Linked DNA regions of Homo sapiens: regions 1 and 3 are each linked to region 2. The links are chromatin contacts, found by Hi-C in ENCODE. All regions are on one chromosome and are shown on one strand. The core of a region is the stretch at or near the end of the contact, and the rest is flanking DNA. Distances in the headings are between cores, read along the strand shown. Region 1 holds the start of RALGAPA1 (Ral GTPase activating protein catalytic subunit alpha 1). Region 2 holds the start of G2E3 (G2/M-phase specific E3 ubiquitin protein ligase). Region 3 holds the start of MBIP (MAP3K12 binding inhibitory protein 1).

Region 1 (4,715 bases), core at 552-3,051, 5.3 Mb after region 2:
AAACAAACTAGAGACACAAAATCTGGGTTCCAATTCTGACTCAGCCTCCTGGTAGCTGGCTGACTACTCGATGTTCCCAAACTTCAGCTTTTTTGTTGGTAAAAAATGGAGAATAATATCATCTACCTATAGAGTTATTGCAAGGATTATCATAATTTACGTGAAATCACTGTAAACAGTAAAGCATCATAGAAATGTTGGGTAATATTGGTGGTATCCTGGTGGTATGAGTAAACAATAGACTAGAGAAACATGTACCTCAAATAAGGGACTTACTTTTTTCACTAAATAAACATCACTTTCCAAAACAAATACGCATCAGGAGGACAGCTCGAGATAAACTCTGAACTAGGATTCAGGCATCTGGATGAATGCATCTTCTTCAGCCAGTTCCACCATTAACTCTAAGTATCAACACAGGCGAAATAATTTTCCTTTTCATCTCAAATGTCTTCATCTAAAAAATCCAACTACTGGACCAGATGTTCCATAAGTATTATTACAGCCTTTATCAGCCTACCAAATGACTAAGTATTCAAAAGAGTCGATTAACATTATATTCAAAACTTAGAGCACTGTTTGGTCTACCAGCAAAACAGAACTTAAGGGCAGACGATAAAAAAAATATTTTTAATTAAAAATAGAATTATATACAATTCTCGAGAAGCAAAGGATGAGTTAAACTACCTATAATAGTTCTCCCTCTAAATGACTAGTGATGAACAAGGTGCATTAACAAAAGGGCGGGGCTCCTTCCCACAGCTTTTTGGGAACCGCCCACTTCCCAAAGAGGTGTAACTGCTACCTCCTTGTCTTCATCTGCCAAGAAACTTGAAAGATTAAGGTTTATATTGTCTGAGAGAGGATTTTATTTTTCTTTTTACTTGGGTGGGGTTGGCAGTAGTCATCTGGCAAACATATCCTATAAACACCATTATCCACAACGCCAGGTCTCCCCACAAAGTCTTAAAGATCTAAGTTTTTAGAGTAATACCAATTTTAAAAAATAAGTTCAGACTATTAACTCAAAATTAGATTACTGTGTTAACAGTAATCAGTGCTGCCAACTGCCAAGTTTTCGCTTCTCCGAATTATTCACCCTCCCGCGTCTCCGCAGAGGCTACGATTTGCCCTCTCCTGCACCGCGCCAGGTCCCGAGAGAGAGTCCGCAGGGGCTCCCAGGAGAGGGAAGGCCGGGCAACCCAGGCCTCGGCGCTGCCACCCCTCGCTCCTCACCGATGACGATGCGCAGGTGCTTGAGGCGAGTCAGTGCGTCCTTCTTGGTGTCTAGCACCTTCTGGGTGGACTTCTTCACGTCCCCGTGCGGCTTCTTGGAGAACATCCTGTCGCTGCCACTGCCACTGCCACTGCCACAGCCGGCTCCCAGCCGGGTCCCGGCGGCAGAAAGTGGAGGGAGTGGACGGGGAGGAGACTAGCCAGAGAGGCTCATTAGCTCCCCAGCCTTGCGGGCCAGGGCAGAGCCGACTCCTTCCCGATCCAGGCCAGGGCCGCCACCTCCACCCGCCTCGCGCCGCGGCTCCAAGGCACCTTCGGCCCCAGCTCCAATATGGCGGATCCCTCTCCCGGCCCTGCACGGAGCGAGGCAGACCCGGGCTGGCCGCCTGCCGCCGCCGCTCGTCTCCAGCGGCCGCCGCTCGCCGCCACAGGCCGGGGCCCCGGACCCAGAGCCACGAAGGTGGAGCTCTCGGCGGCAGGAGCACAACTCTCTCCCTGAGGCCCCCTTAAGGTTGAAGCTTCTTTAGCAGCTTACACCCTGCAGAGGCCGAAACGGAGACGAGTGTGGTAGTGATGGGGTTTCACGACTCTGCCGTCGGTGGCGAACGGTGTCCGTGGCAACCGCCTTCTGACGTCAAGAGTTCTTGACGTCATGCCAGCATGAGATCACCCGTGGCACTCCCCGCCTTGGTTTCCTGTGTAAGCAGCCAAAGGAGAATCTCAAGAAAGGCAAGGAAGGTAGTTACTGCGTGCTCCATTGTAAGCCAAATGATAGTAATAAGCAAAGAGAAGTAATCTTTATTAAATATGTCCATGATTTATCTTTGAAAATGTGCATAAGTTGTTGTGGCCACCAGATCCTCTAGCAGAAAGATAAACGAAGTTACAGTTGGGCAATTTATTCTGTCCTAAATCTATTACTAATAATATTTCCTGCACTATGTATGTGATTTCTTTCATATTTTTTCTATTTGCAATATCCCTGTTTTTTGCTGCAAACAACTTGACAACAGAAAGGCTTAAGCAGAGGTATCTAGGTTTTTTAAATAAAAGTAATCTTGCTTTCCTTTTCTATTGTGCTTTTAAAAATCTTTTCCCCATCTGCACCCCACATAAAGATGAATATATTGTCAGTTTTTCCTCTGCAAAGAAGAATTCAAGGTTCTTATTACATTGATGGAGTCATCTGAAGAATCTGCAATAGCTGAAAAAAATCCGTGAAATTCTGAATGACATAAATTGAAATTTTTATTGGAACCCTTTTTTTTTTTTTCCTTTTTCCTTTTCTTTCCAGACAGGGTCTCTGTGTCCCAGGCAGAAGTGCAGTGGTGTGATCTCAGCTCACTGAAGCCTCGAACTCCCAGGCTCAGGTGATGCTCCCACCTCAGCCTACCGAGTAGCTGGGACCACAGGTGCGCGCCACCACATCCAGCTAATTTTTGTGTTTTTTGTAGAGACGGGGTTTCGCCATTTTGCCCAAACTGGTCTAAAACTCCTAGACTCAAGTGATCCGCCCGCCTCAGCCTACCAAACTGCTGGGATTACAGGCGTGAGGCCACTGCGCCTGGCCAGGAACATTTCCTCCACAAAATAATTTGATAAAGAGTGAGTTTGCTTGTTTGAACTGTTTCCTTCTATGTTCTCACCCATAGCAATAGACTTGTCCAATGAAATATGTGATTAACATAGAAAAATAACAAAATCAGCAAAGAAGAGAGATGTAAGACATTTGCCAAAATTATGTTAAAATATAGTGCTTTGCTTAATGGTAGTTTGTTTCAACAACAATCCTATATTTTTTAAAGTACAAAAAATTTATTCAGTTTCTACATGTAGGGTTTGTTTGTATCATCAAACTTACAAGCCATACATGTTTTGAGGAAGCTTATAACATAATAGAAAAATAAGGGGATTGTTCAAGAGATTTTAGTTCTAGTTCCTCTCAGCATCAGTTTTCTTATTAATAAAATCAAAATAAGGTCTGTCCCTCACAGTTTCGTGAAATTTAGGCAATAATACAATGTTTTCAAGCATGATCTTTAGAATTACATAGACCTAAATTAGACATTCTGTTTTTCACTTGCAAGGACTTACTTGCTCTCGGGCCCTTGGCATGTAGTTCAGTCTCAGCCTGATTTTCCTCATTTGTAAACTACATCAGTGATTGTGATAATTAGGTGAGAAAAGTATTGAAAGTTACATCTATAATGACACATCTCATAACATTCCTTTCCTTCATAGAATTTAAATACAGTAATTTGTGTAACTGTTTACAGATTCTCTCTTTCATGAGACTGTAAACTCCCTGAGGACAGAGACTGTATAGATTGTCTAAAGTTGTATCCCAGTCTTCTTGCAAAGTGCTCTTTGCAAGATAGGCTCAATAAATCTGTGTCGAATAGAAGAACGAATGTCACTGTCCCTTCCTTTCTCTTGCGCAAGTACTCAGTAAATGTTTGGCAAATGAGTGACATAATTTTAGAGAATAAAAATGTAACATATCGTTAAAAATAATTATATGGCTGGTATACCTGAGAAAAAATGAAAACACCATTGCAAAACAAACTAGTATAATGTAATTTACATATGGCACACCCATCCCACTGCCTGGTTTTTCTCTTCCCATTGATTTAAATATTAAAATTCTTTGAAAGATAAGTCTTCCCCACAGCAGACATAATTATCATGGAAATAAAACCCAGAAATATACCTTTGAAATATTGCTTGTGAGGGCCAGGCACGGTGGCTCATGCCTGTAATCCCAGCACTTTGGGAGGCCGAGGCAGGCGGATCACAAGGTTAGGAGAGTTCAAGACCAGCCTGACCAACATGGTGAAACCCCGTCTCTACTAAAAATACAAAAAAATTAGCCAGGCGTGGTGGGGCACGCCTGTAATCCCAGCCACTCAGGAGACTGAGGCAGGAGAATTGCTTAAACCCAGGAGGCGGAGGTTGCAGTAAGCCAAGATTGCACCACTGAACTCCAGCCTGGTTGACAGAGTGAGACTCTGTCTCAAAAAAAAAAAAAAAAAAAAAAAAAAAAAAAAATATATATATATATATATATATATATATATTGCTTGTGAGAACTAGATTTTTTTTCTTTTAGTGACTGGGTCTTGCTCTGTCATCCAGGCTGGAATGCAGTGGTGCAGTCACAGCTCACTTTAGCCTTAACTTCCTGGACTCAAGCAATCCTCTCACCTCAGCCTCCCATGCAGTTGGTAACACAGGCAGGTGCCAAAAAGCCCAGCTAATTAAAAAAAAATTTAGTAGATGGCCAGGCGTGGTGGCTCACTCCTGTAATCCCAGCACTTTGGGAGGCCGAGGCAGGTGGATTACCTGAGGCCAGGATTTCAAGACCAGCCTGACCAATATGGAGAAACCCCTTCTCTATTAAAAATACAAAATTAGCCAGGAGTGGTGGCGCGTGCCCATAACCCCAGCTACTCGGGAGTCTGAGGCAGGAGAATCACTTG
Region 2 (4,813 bases), core at 1,915-4,414:
TTACTCATGTTGGTTGTGGTAAAAACCTTTTAGAGTAGATTATAGGAATTCTTCTGCCAAAGCAGTTTATGTTGTTTCTTCCATGTAAAATTGATGACCCTTGGTCCCAGGAGTGTTTTTGTTTTGTTTTCTGCTGTATGTGGATTGAATAGGAAGAGGAAAGCAGGAAAGAGAGGTTACATTAGCTATGACTAAAATTTTCTAAGAATTCAGTTCTCAGCTAGTTCACATTACTGAGGGATTATCAGAGACTGAATAAAATTCTTAATTTTATTCTTCATTTTTTGCAGCATGTATTAAGTGGAATACTTATATCAATTTCACTCAATTTAAAATGTTTATAAGCTCTCAGAATGCCTGGTCTGATGGCCAGGTTTGTTAGATTTAAGTACGTCCTGCAATGAATATTTTCTTTCAAAAGTCCTTAAATTGTGGCCGGGCGCGGTGGCTCACGCCTGTAATCCCAGCACTTTGGGAGGCTGAGGCAGGAGAATGGCATAAACTCAGGAGGCGGAGCTTGCAGTGAGCAGAGATCACGCCACTGCATTCCAGCCTGGGCGACAGAGAGAGACTCCGTCTCAAAGAAGTCCTTAAGTTGTATGTACTCAGGCTCTTTGATTTAGTCAGTGGGTATTTATTGAAGATCTTTTTTGTTCACAAAATGCTGTAACATTACTTGAATATTGTTTGTATTCAAAATCACCTATACTCACTCTGGGTGAAAAAAAAAGAACAACATTTTAATTAGTACAGATAACCAGATAGTCCATTCAGTGAACACCAACCCTAGACAATTAATACAATTAAGCCTGGCTAATCTTATGGAAAAAAATGTGAATGACTTTACAGGGCTCTCCACCACTGATGAGAACTGAATCTCATTATTCCAAGTGATGGCCAGGCTGCGGGGTGATAATGACTTTGACAACATTTTAGCGGAAGAAATTGAAGAATTAATTAAGGGTTGTAGAGAAGAACTGACCAAGGAGAACTCAGGGGACAAACTGAAAAAAAAAAAAAAAAACACAAAACCTTGCTCATAGAGTTGTATAAAGAAAATCATATATATATATATAATCTTTTGGGTGGCTTTTCCAGGGCATTTTTAACTTTTGTATACAGGTCAACTTGAGAATTTAATTCCTGTGAAGGATAAGAATGGTGGGAAGGTGCCAAGAATTATGAAAGACATAGGAAAATATATAACATAGTTTCTGCCTTCAAGAAACTTCAAGGAGCAATATATTTAACGGGGTCATATTAGATATGTAAACATAAAATAATACACTATATCATGAATGACAAAATGTGTGGTCAAATCATTATATGTAATTGTAGAAAGAACTGTTGAATGAATGAATGGACATAGACTATCCAAACATTAGAAATTTATACGCTCATTAAACCTGATTTTGTATCTAGAATGTATTCAATTTCTAGCAATCTTCCTTAAAGAACAAAATTGCAAAATTAAAAAAAAAGTTTATTATCTTAAAAATTCAACTGGTGATAAAGTGAAAGGTAAAAGTTCTCCATCTCTTCCTACTCTTATTTACCAGCCCGCTCCCAGAGATGTTTACAGCTTAGGTATCCATCCCAAAACTTTGTATACCATATACACACACATACTTTCAAACAAGGATACTACAGTCCTTCTTAAACTTTTTCAGTATTTCATTTCAGTACCCGCTGATCTACTTCATTACTTTTAGTGCCCGCAGCGTCAGTATATCAGATGCTAAAGTATCATAACTTACATGTATTTAACCCCTTCCTTATTTGTAGACACAGATTATTTTCTATCTTCCACTGTTAAAAACAGTACATCAGTTAATAGCTTTACACACCCCCTGTGTCAGATTACCTGTAGCATAGGTTCTCAGAAATCTAGTAAACCTTTCAAACTGTATTTTTTTTTTTTTTTTTTTTTTTTTTTTGAGACAGAGCCTCGCTCTGTCGCCCAGGCTGGAGTGCAGTGGCGCAATTTCTGCTCACTGCAAGCTCCGTCTCCCGGGTTCACACCATTCTCCTGCCTCAGCCTCCCGAGTAGCTGGGACTACAGGCGCCTGCCATCACGCCCAGCTAATTTTTTGTACATTTAGTAGAGACGGGGTTTCACCATGTTAGCCAGGATGGTCTCGATCTCCTGACCTCGTGATCCACCCGCCTCGGCCTACCAAAGTGCTGGGATTACAGGCGTGAGCCACCGCGCCCGGCCCTCAAACTGTATTTTTGACAAAGGCTAAAGGTATGCTGTCATGGTTTGGTTTGTACTGATCCGTTTAGGTAATTCAATGTTATTAGATGTGAGGATGATCTGGTGGCAACATCAATCACAGCCATAAAGGTCAGAGTTATTTAGCGCCCCTCACCCCCTAGCATTTCCAGTCCTTCCTTTAGTTTCTGGAAGCTCCCAGATGTCTCTTCAGAAGCTTAAGACGTTTTGGATCAAAGACATACTGTGGTCCTCGATAAAGGAAAAGATACTGTTGTTTCAATAATCTCACGGGACAATACTTAATAATCTCGTAAAGTGAGCCCTTATCTGAGGGGGGAAATAAAATTTATTGCCTTCTAACACCATCAAATAGTTTATTTGAGACCAGGAATTGGTCCGACCACTTATTTTCAACTTTTGGCTGAATACGGGTGAACTTGGCTTTTTGTTTTCCCTAAACCCAGGACAGAAATAAATTAAAAGCCCTGACTGTGCCGGGATAGGACTGAGAGGCCCAGGAAAGGCTGCACTAAGTACTTGGAGGGTTTGTTTTTTTCCTTCTTGCTGCTGCTGCTGTTTCCTCGAGGATGAAGGGAAAGATAAAACCCTCCTGCCTCCGTTCGTGCTTTCATTCGCCCCATTCCTCGAAGGTGACGAAACTTCAGCACATCTCTGTCCATTTTGGAAAAAAGAGGATCCCCTCAAGAGCAAATAGGCGGAAACAATGACCCCGCGCCCGGAGTTTTTCTGAGCTCCTAAATAGGGAGAGAGACCCGACAAAACAAACAAGCGAAGGCGACACAGCCAGGTTAGCACCGAGCAGCAGCGCAGGAGCGCCAGAAGGGCGGGAGCACACGGGCCCTTCCCCACAGCCAGCGCCTCCGCGGGTCCCACCCCTCGAGGGCGGGGCCGACCGCTCTTTCCGGGTTTGCGAGCGGAAGTGGACGAATTTGAATCCTGTGGGCCGTTGAATGTGGCTGCTCGCGGTCGGCGTGCCCCGACGTACAGCGGGCCGGGAAAAGTGGCACTGAGGCTCTGGAACTTCTGCCCAGCTCTCCTTGGTGAGTAAATGGGGAACGGGAAGACGCAGAACGTTCCAGAGAGAGAAGCAGGACCGTGGGGTGGGAGAGGGTGTCAGGAGGCCGGACGTCGCAGCCGGGGCCTCGCAGTGCTTTTGGGGACGTCTGGTGCTGGGGCCCGGCCTGGAGACTAAGGGAATTCGGGGCACTGGGGGCGTTTGCTGGACCAGCGCTCTCGACGGTTGCGCACGCCAGCCAGCTCTCAGTGTTGAGGATTCGGAGGCCCTGCCGGTCCCCCGCGAGTAAACCTTGTTTATACGCATCCTCCGTGGCTTTTTTTAAACCCGTAGTTTATTATTTCCACCAATTCGGCTCGAATGCTGAAATTTTAACAGTAGTTAAATCTCACTGTGAAGGCGTTGCCACGTTTAAACAAATCTCTTTTAATGAAAGATGGAAGGTTGGGGCGGGTTTAGAATGAAAAGATGCTCTACGTGGCTCCGCGTTCCTCCTGAGAGAGATACCCGGGCAACCTTGATTAACTCTGGACTGCAGGGAAGTGACAGTCTTTGAAATGCCTGAGTGGGATTTAAACTGAAATTCGAGTGTCCTTTGTATTTAAAACCCGGATATTTTTCTTTCACGGTTGACATTTTTCATGTACCGCAAAAATCCGAGACTCCTATTTAAACCGGCTGTGGTAACAGCGGTGGTGATTAACTAGGGTCTTAGTTTGCAAACAATAGGGATAAGGTTTAGTTCCACCGCCCTGCCTTTTCGCCTCCCTCATTCATTGGCCAACTGGGTTATTATGGAGTCTTTTTGGAAGTAATCCACTAATGCTTTGAGCATCTGTTTCTTTGGGTTTTATTGTTTTGGGCTTTTTTTTTTTTAATTTTTAATGATGAACTATCTGAAATATGGAACTCTGTCTAACCCAGTAGTAAAGTCATGCCTTCTGGAATGGTTTAAAAGTGTGCCATAAATGTAAACTATAAATGGGAACTTTAAATGTGTACAAGTTTTACATCTTTATTAAAAATCGTCAGTTTTGTGTAGCTTAATACGAAAAGATATTTTAAGTTCCTTTTAAGGTTTTAACACCAGGATATTGTACCATTTAAATGTATAAATATATTTTTAAAAGTAGGACTTCATAATAATCAGAATAAAAACATTCCTTCATCCAGTGCTGGCTATTCCAGCACCCCCATTCTTCCTGCTATTGAACTTTTAAGTGTTAGCCAGGAAGAATAGACTTAAATACTCGGTGTTTAGGATAGTTAAAATATGAGCATTTTTCATATAGTGTCTTTGTAACAGAGACATTGGCTATACTTCTCTAAGCCTTTCTGCTCATTTCATATGTGCTGTCAACAAATGGTAATTTTTAAAAATTGATCGCTATATCCTAATCTCTTTATTTTTTTCTACCTGAATTATTTTCATTGGATTTTTGCTCTTTCTTAAATCAGTGAGTTTCAGAATTTATTGTGTATACACTACCTTGAAGGATTTGTTCAACAATGCTGATTCCTGCACTTCAGATCTCAGATTCTGAATCAGTAGGTCTGGA
Region 3 (4,800 bases), core at 1,676-4,175, 5.8 Mb after region 2:
CTAGGGACATGTGTTTACAGCATAGTATAAGACTATACTTCATAGTAGAATCAAGTTAACATAATTTATTCAAAATGAGTCATCTTTTCTACAAAATAAAGGTGTTACGTGAGTTCAAATACAGATTTTATGAGTCACAATTATAATAAAAAAGATGAATCACTGTACAAAGATCAAAAAGATATAAGGTTACCAATAAAAAGATAATATATTGAATAAATACTATGTGACAGAAATTTACTGCCCTTTGAAGATGAGAATGGAAGCATTTAAAAGTCCATATTAGACAAGTATAAAGAGATATGAAATTTCATGTAGGCTGCACTGGCAAAGATTAGAATATATTAAGATTGTACATTAAAGTTAATGCATTAATTTATATTACTTTAATTCCTATAAAGATTTTGTTAGACAACAACCTGTATTATGTATGGAAGTAACCCATTAATGTACTTTCATAGTCTTCAAGGAGATCTATAGTTGATTATAGAAAACTTAAGAATACAGCTTGGGGATAAAGCAGGCAAATCCTCAACCAAAGCAAAGTATCACATTTTCTAGAGAAAATAACTTATAGAAAAATAAGTCTTAATGTTTGGTTCATATTCTCATTTCAATTCAGCAGAATTACATAAGCTTCAAGTGCAATTAAGAATAATTAGTCTTTTAAGAAAACCACATAATGTCACAAATTAATTTTAAAACTGTCCTAATACATCTAACTATTCATTCAACAAATTCATTATTAGTAATATGAACTCTATGCATTTTGCCCTACAGAACTTGGAAGAGTAAACCACTCACTCGAAAATCTCTATTAGTCTGCTATTAATATAGACTATTTAAATATATATTTTCAGTAAAAACTTTACTAAATTAATACAAAAATCCAAGCTAAAAATAAATAATTGTTTAGCTTGGTAAGATGGACCATCCAGAGGCAAGCAAAAAGGTTAAAATTAGTAAATTTTGTGATCTTAAGTAAAAAATTATTTTTAACATTCAGTTTTATGTTTCCTACTGAGGAGATCTAATAATACAACGATACTTAGGGATGACACAGGATGAAGTTAGGCATGTTACAACATACATTCTAAATATCCTTTAAAGTGGTTGCAAAAGAAAATACTGATTTCTCTGGGGGCAATTTTATAAGTATGGAACTCTAATTTTCACTCTTAACACTTCTCAAAATATAGAGTATTATGAAAACAGTTTGTATTTAATTGATGAAACAATCATATTTTTGACACTTGTATAGGAGGTCCCTTCACTGTGTCATGGTAAAGTAACCAAATATTTACTGTGAACATTTTTGACAGGTGACATAAGTAAATTGTAATCACTTCTTTACTTGTACAGTACTTGAATGTTTAAAATTTTCTAATGAGTTTGAAAAATTCAGTATGCAAAATATTTCAAAAGAAATGTTTAAATCATTGCTCAGTATTTTTTAAAAATATTCCATCTTCTGTTAACAGGTGAGAATAAACTTTTTTCATCTTGACATTATAAAATAAATAAACTTAAGTTCCAACGTCGCCATAAAAAGTTCTCTAACTTTTAAACCATTTAAACGTCTTGGGTCTTAAGAATGGAATGTTAATAACAAAACACCCCAAGTCTTTAAAAAATGTTTTTGGTAAGTACTTGGCAAACAACTGAATTTAAAAGTTATATCTTTAAGCAGACTCCATTAATAACTGCGTCATTTCATAAAACCGTTTAACTTACAGTAATGTTCTTTGTAAGACACAACATACTACGATTTTTAAAAATAGTAACTTCTTAAAAGACTGATTCTCCATCTACTCAAGGCTTTAAAAATAATTTTCACAAATCAGACAAATGTTCTATTTTCATAGGAATTTACCATTATCTTTGACACAAATGCCTGCTTTGTCCACTTGCGCTAGTACCAGCCCCAAAACAAACTTTTACGGCTAGAAAATGGTCTATGTAAGATAGAAAATATTTCCTTTTAAAAGGCAGGTAAACAAGCATACTTTTAAATTGTTTCTCATTTAAAACTTGAATTTTACACCATGAAACGAAACAGTGACTTGATCGAAGAAGCCCATTTCAATTTAAAACCAATTTTACTATGACATTTCTGCAAAAGCGATTTATCAGCCAGTTAAACTAGTTAATAGTTAAATAACGACAGTTCTAACGCCAACAGCATTTTACGCTAGAAGTATTTTAAATGAATTCCTTTTACTTTTCTCCCCATTTGAAAGGATTATAGATGCGCAAAACAGCCCGAAGGAAAAAAGAAATAAACAAAACCAAGTAACTCATAAGAACAAATTACTCCCTCCCCCACCAAAAAAAGCTAATAAGCGCGCGCTTTTCTATAAATCTCAGGCCTACTGACCAACCAATTCCCATAAAGAGTAAGTTGGAGGAAAAAGGACCCTGAACGCTAAGCGCCTCCTAAACTCGCAGTGAAGCTTTTCCACATTCATTCTCTCCAAGCCTGCCTCTCTCGGAGCCGGGTTTTCACTTAGGCCAACCTCACCCACTCTTGGGGAGGACAGCTGCAAGGTAAACGACTCTGCAACCGGTACCGCCGTCCTCCTCACTCCGACCGAGGAGGCTGGGCCCGGGCTCCTTCCACACCTCGGCTTCGGGACCGCATCCCACACCTCTGCAGGCCTAGCTGCCCCCGGCCTCTGCTAGAGAAAAAGAATGGCGAGGAGGGACCGGATGGTTTCCATATTCCCAGTCCCTCAGGCCACCTCTCACCTGTCCAACCAGGGTGTGTAGGGAGCGAAAGATTTCGTAGAGCACCTCTCGGGAGAGGTTGGGTCTGCATCTTCGCTCCAGGTTCCTGTCACCGCTGCTCGGGCGATTAAGCTCCGTGGCAGCAGCCATGATATCTTCTCAGGCCGCCCCACCACCACCACCACCAAGATTTGCTCACAACCCCGCCCCCTCCCTTCCAGCTTTAGTCGCTTGGCGATGACGTAAGACACGGAGTCTGGTTTAGATCGGGCTTTGAGGCCCCACCCTCTCTATGTGAATGACAAGCACGTTACACCAATCAGTTGCAGCTGTGACATTGCGCCGAGGCTCTGAAGTGGGTAATTGCAGACCACAGCTAGGCTGGAATGCTGTGTTTGGGGTGGTCATTAGAGTCGTGGTCTCTTTAGCGTTATGAAGCCTACCTTGACTCCTAGGTGTTCATTGTGAATCTTGGTAAGAGGAGACATAGTTAAATTTTGTAGTTTGAGTCCAAAAAGTAAAAGTTGACATTTTAACATGGCGGTGTGGAGTGGGTCTGGAGGAAGCTTGCTGGTCAGGGATGGAGTGGTGCCCACACGTGTTTCTAAACATTGGAAAACTCACACGGAATTATCATGATTGGATAGAACATTTTCATCTCTTCAAGTTTGTTGTTGTTGTTTTGGAGACAGAGTCTCACTCTGTCGCCCAGACTGGAGTGCAGTGGCACTACCTCGGCTCACTGCAACCTCCGCCTCCCAGGTTCAAGCGGTTCTCCTGCCTCAGCCTCCTGAGTAACTGGGACTACAGTTGATATTCTCTGTTTTAACTGTAGAGACGCTTAACCCTAAAATTGTTTCAAAGAAATGAAACACTGTCAATATAATTCCAACAGGAATTTAACCTGGATAAATAATATCATGCAACCACAATCTTTGAAATTAGGACATAAAACCGAATTCAAATTTTACAAAGTATTATTTATCATAATAGCTTTATTATAACGATGTTTGTGGGGTTTTGTAATCTTTTAGTCAGACTCCGATATTTTTAAAAAGTGTTATCCAATTAAAGTATTACAATAATTTTTAGTGTTAAGCTTTATTCAAAAACACTTTAAGAAATCAACATCAGCTTAGAGATAAGGAAGGTGGGATTTAAAACTCGTAATTCTGTTAATAGTCTAATGCATTTACAGTAGAGAAAGCAAAGGTGGAAACTTGCACAATGTGTATTCTTTAGTTTTAGGGTAGACTAAATTAAAGGGAAGGACTAATGCATCAAGGAACTAAGATAAGGACGATGGGGATAAAAACTCCTTTGACCTGTCCCTAGGGAGTCTCTTAATTAGGCTTTCATTTCCAAAGACAAATGGGATCACCAGGCTTGACAGAATCTTGGGAAATCTTTTCTGTTCCCTTGTTGGCAGCAAGATATACAACTGACATTCCAGCCTATTTCTACAGGCAGAAAAATACTTCACAATGTCCAGTCTCAAATTGAGCAACCTTCTTATTCAAGCATGGTAATGGGGTAACTGTAAGTTTTTGTTTTGTACCAAATTAGCAATCAGTTTCAGATCATTTGTTTTCATTGAGGTGTTTCATATTTTTTCAAATATGGAGAACACTGATATGCAACACATTTGGGAATATGCTTTGTATATTTAAAAAATGTTGTCTTTAACAAGGTGCTGCTATTCCTTTCTTTGCCATCATTGATTTTGAATTTTCAAGTTTTACTTGTTCTTTTGAGCCTCTAATACAGAATTAACTGATGGCCATTTGATCTGTGTATTGCTTCTCCATGTAATTCTGTGATTTGATATCCAGACCTGCACTTGTATCTTAGTATTCTTTACTTAGGTACAGGTTGAGCATTCCTAATCTGAAAATTCAAAATCCAAAATGATCCAAAATTTGAAACTTTTTGAGTGCCAGTACCACAAGTGGAAAATTTCACACCTGATCCGACATAACAGGTCACAGTTAAAATGTAGTCAAAACTTTGTTTCATGCACAGAATTATTTAAAACATTATATAAAATTACCTTCAAGTTATGTGTATAAAGTA

What was found. A loop is a pair of places that touch in the nucleus more often than their neighbours do. Pooled maps may share reads with other maps.
Region 1: a loop to region 2 is called in a pooled map, with 6 times the contacts of the local background. The contact joins the promoter of RALGAPA1 here to the promoter of G2E3 in region 2. A Hi-C loop is called at or near these places in 3 of 50 pooled maps.
Region 3: a pooled map shows a loop between it and region 2 (11-fold over the local background). The contact joins the promoter of MBIP here to the promoter of G2E3 in region 2. A Hi-C loop is called at or near these places in 7 of 50 pooled maps.

The regions. Positions count from the first base shown.
Region 1 is chr14:35,807,494-35,812,208 of GRCh38, forward strand. It overlaps RALGAPA1 (Ral GTPase activating protein catalytic subunit alpha 1), which reads right to left and starts at 1,802. Exons shown (of 42, transcript NM_001346249.2): 1 at 1,237-1,802. The coding sequence starts at 1,342. RefSeq lists enhancers at 1,452-2,012, 1,849-1,948 and a silencer at 1,529-1,768.
Region 2 is chr14:30,555,994-30,560,806 of GRCh38, forward strand. G2E3 (G2/M-phase specific E3 ubiquitin protein ligase) reads left to right here and starts at 3,165. Exons shown (of 15, transcript NM_017769.5): 1 at 3,165-3,279. G2E3-AS1 (G2E3 antisense RNA 1) reads right to left here. Exons shown (of 4, transcript NR_151720.1): 3 at 4,744-4,813. RefSeq lists an enhancer at 2,831-3,020.
Region 3 is chr14:36,317,712-36,322,511 of GRCh38, forward strand. MBIP (MAP3K12 binding inhibitory protein 1) reads right to left here and starts at 2,926. Exons shown (of 9, transcript NM_016586.3): 1 at 2,749-2,926. The coding sequence starts at 2,877. RefSeq lists enhancers at 2,615-2,874, 3,275-3,324.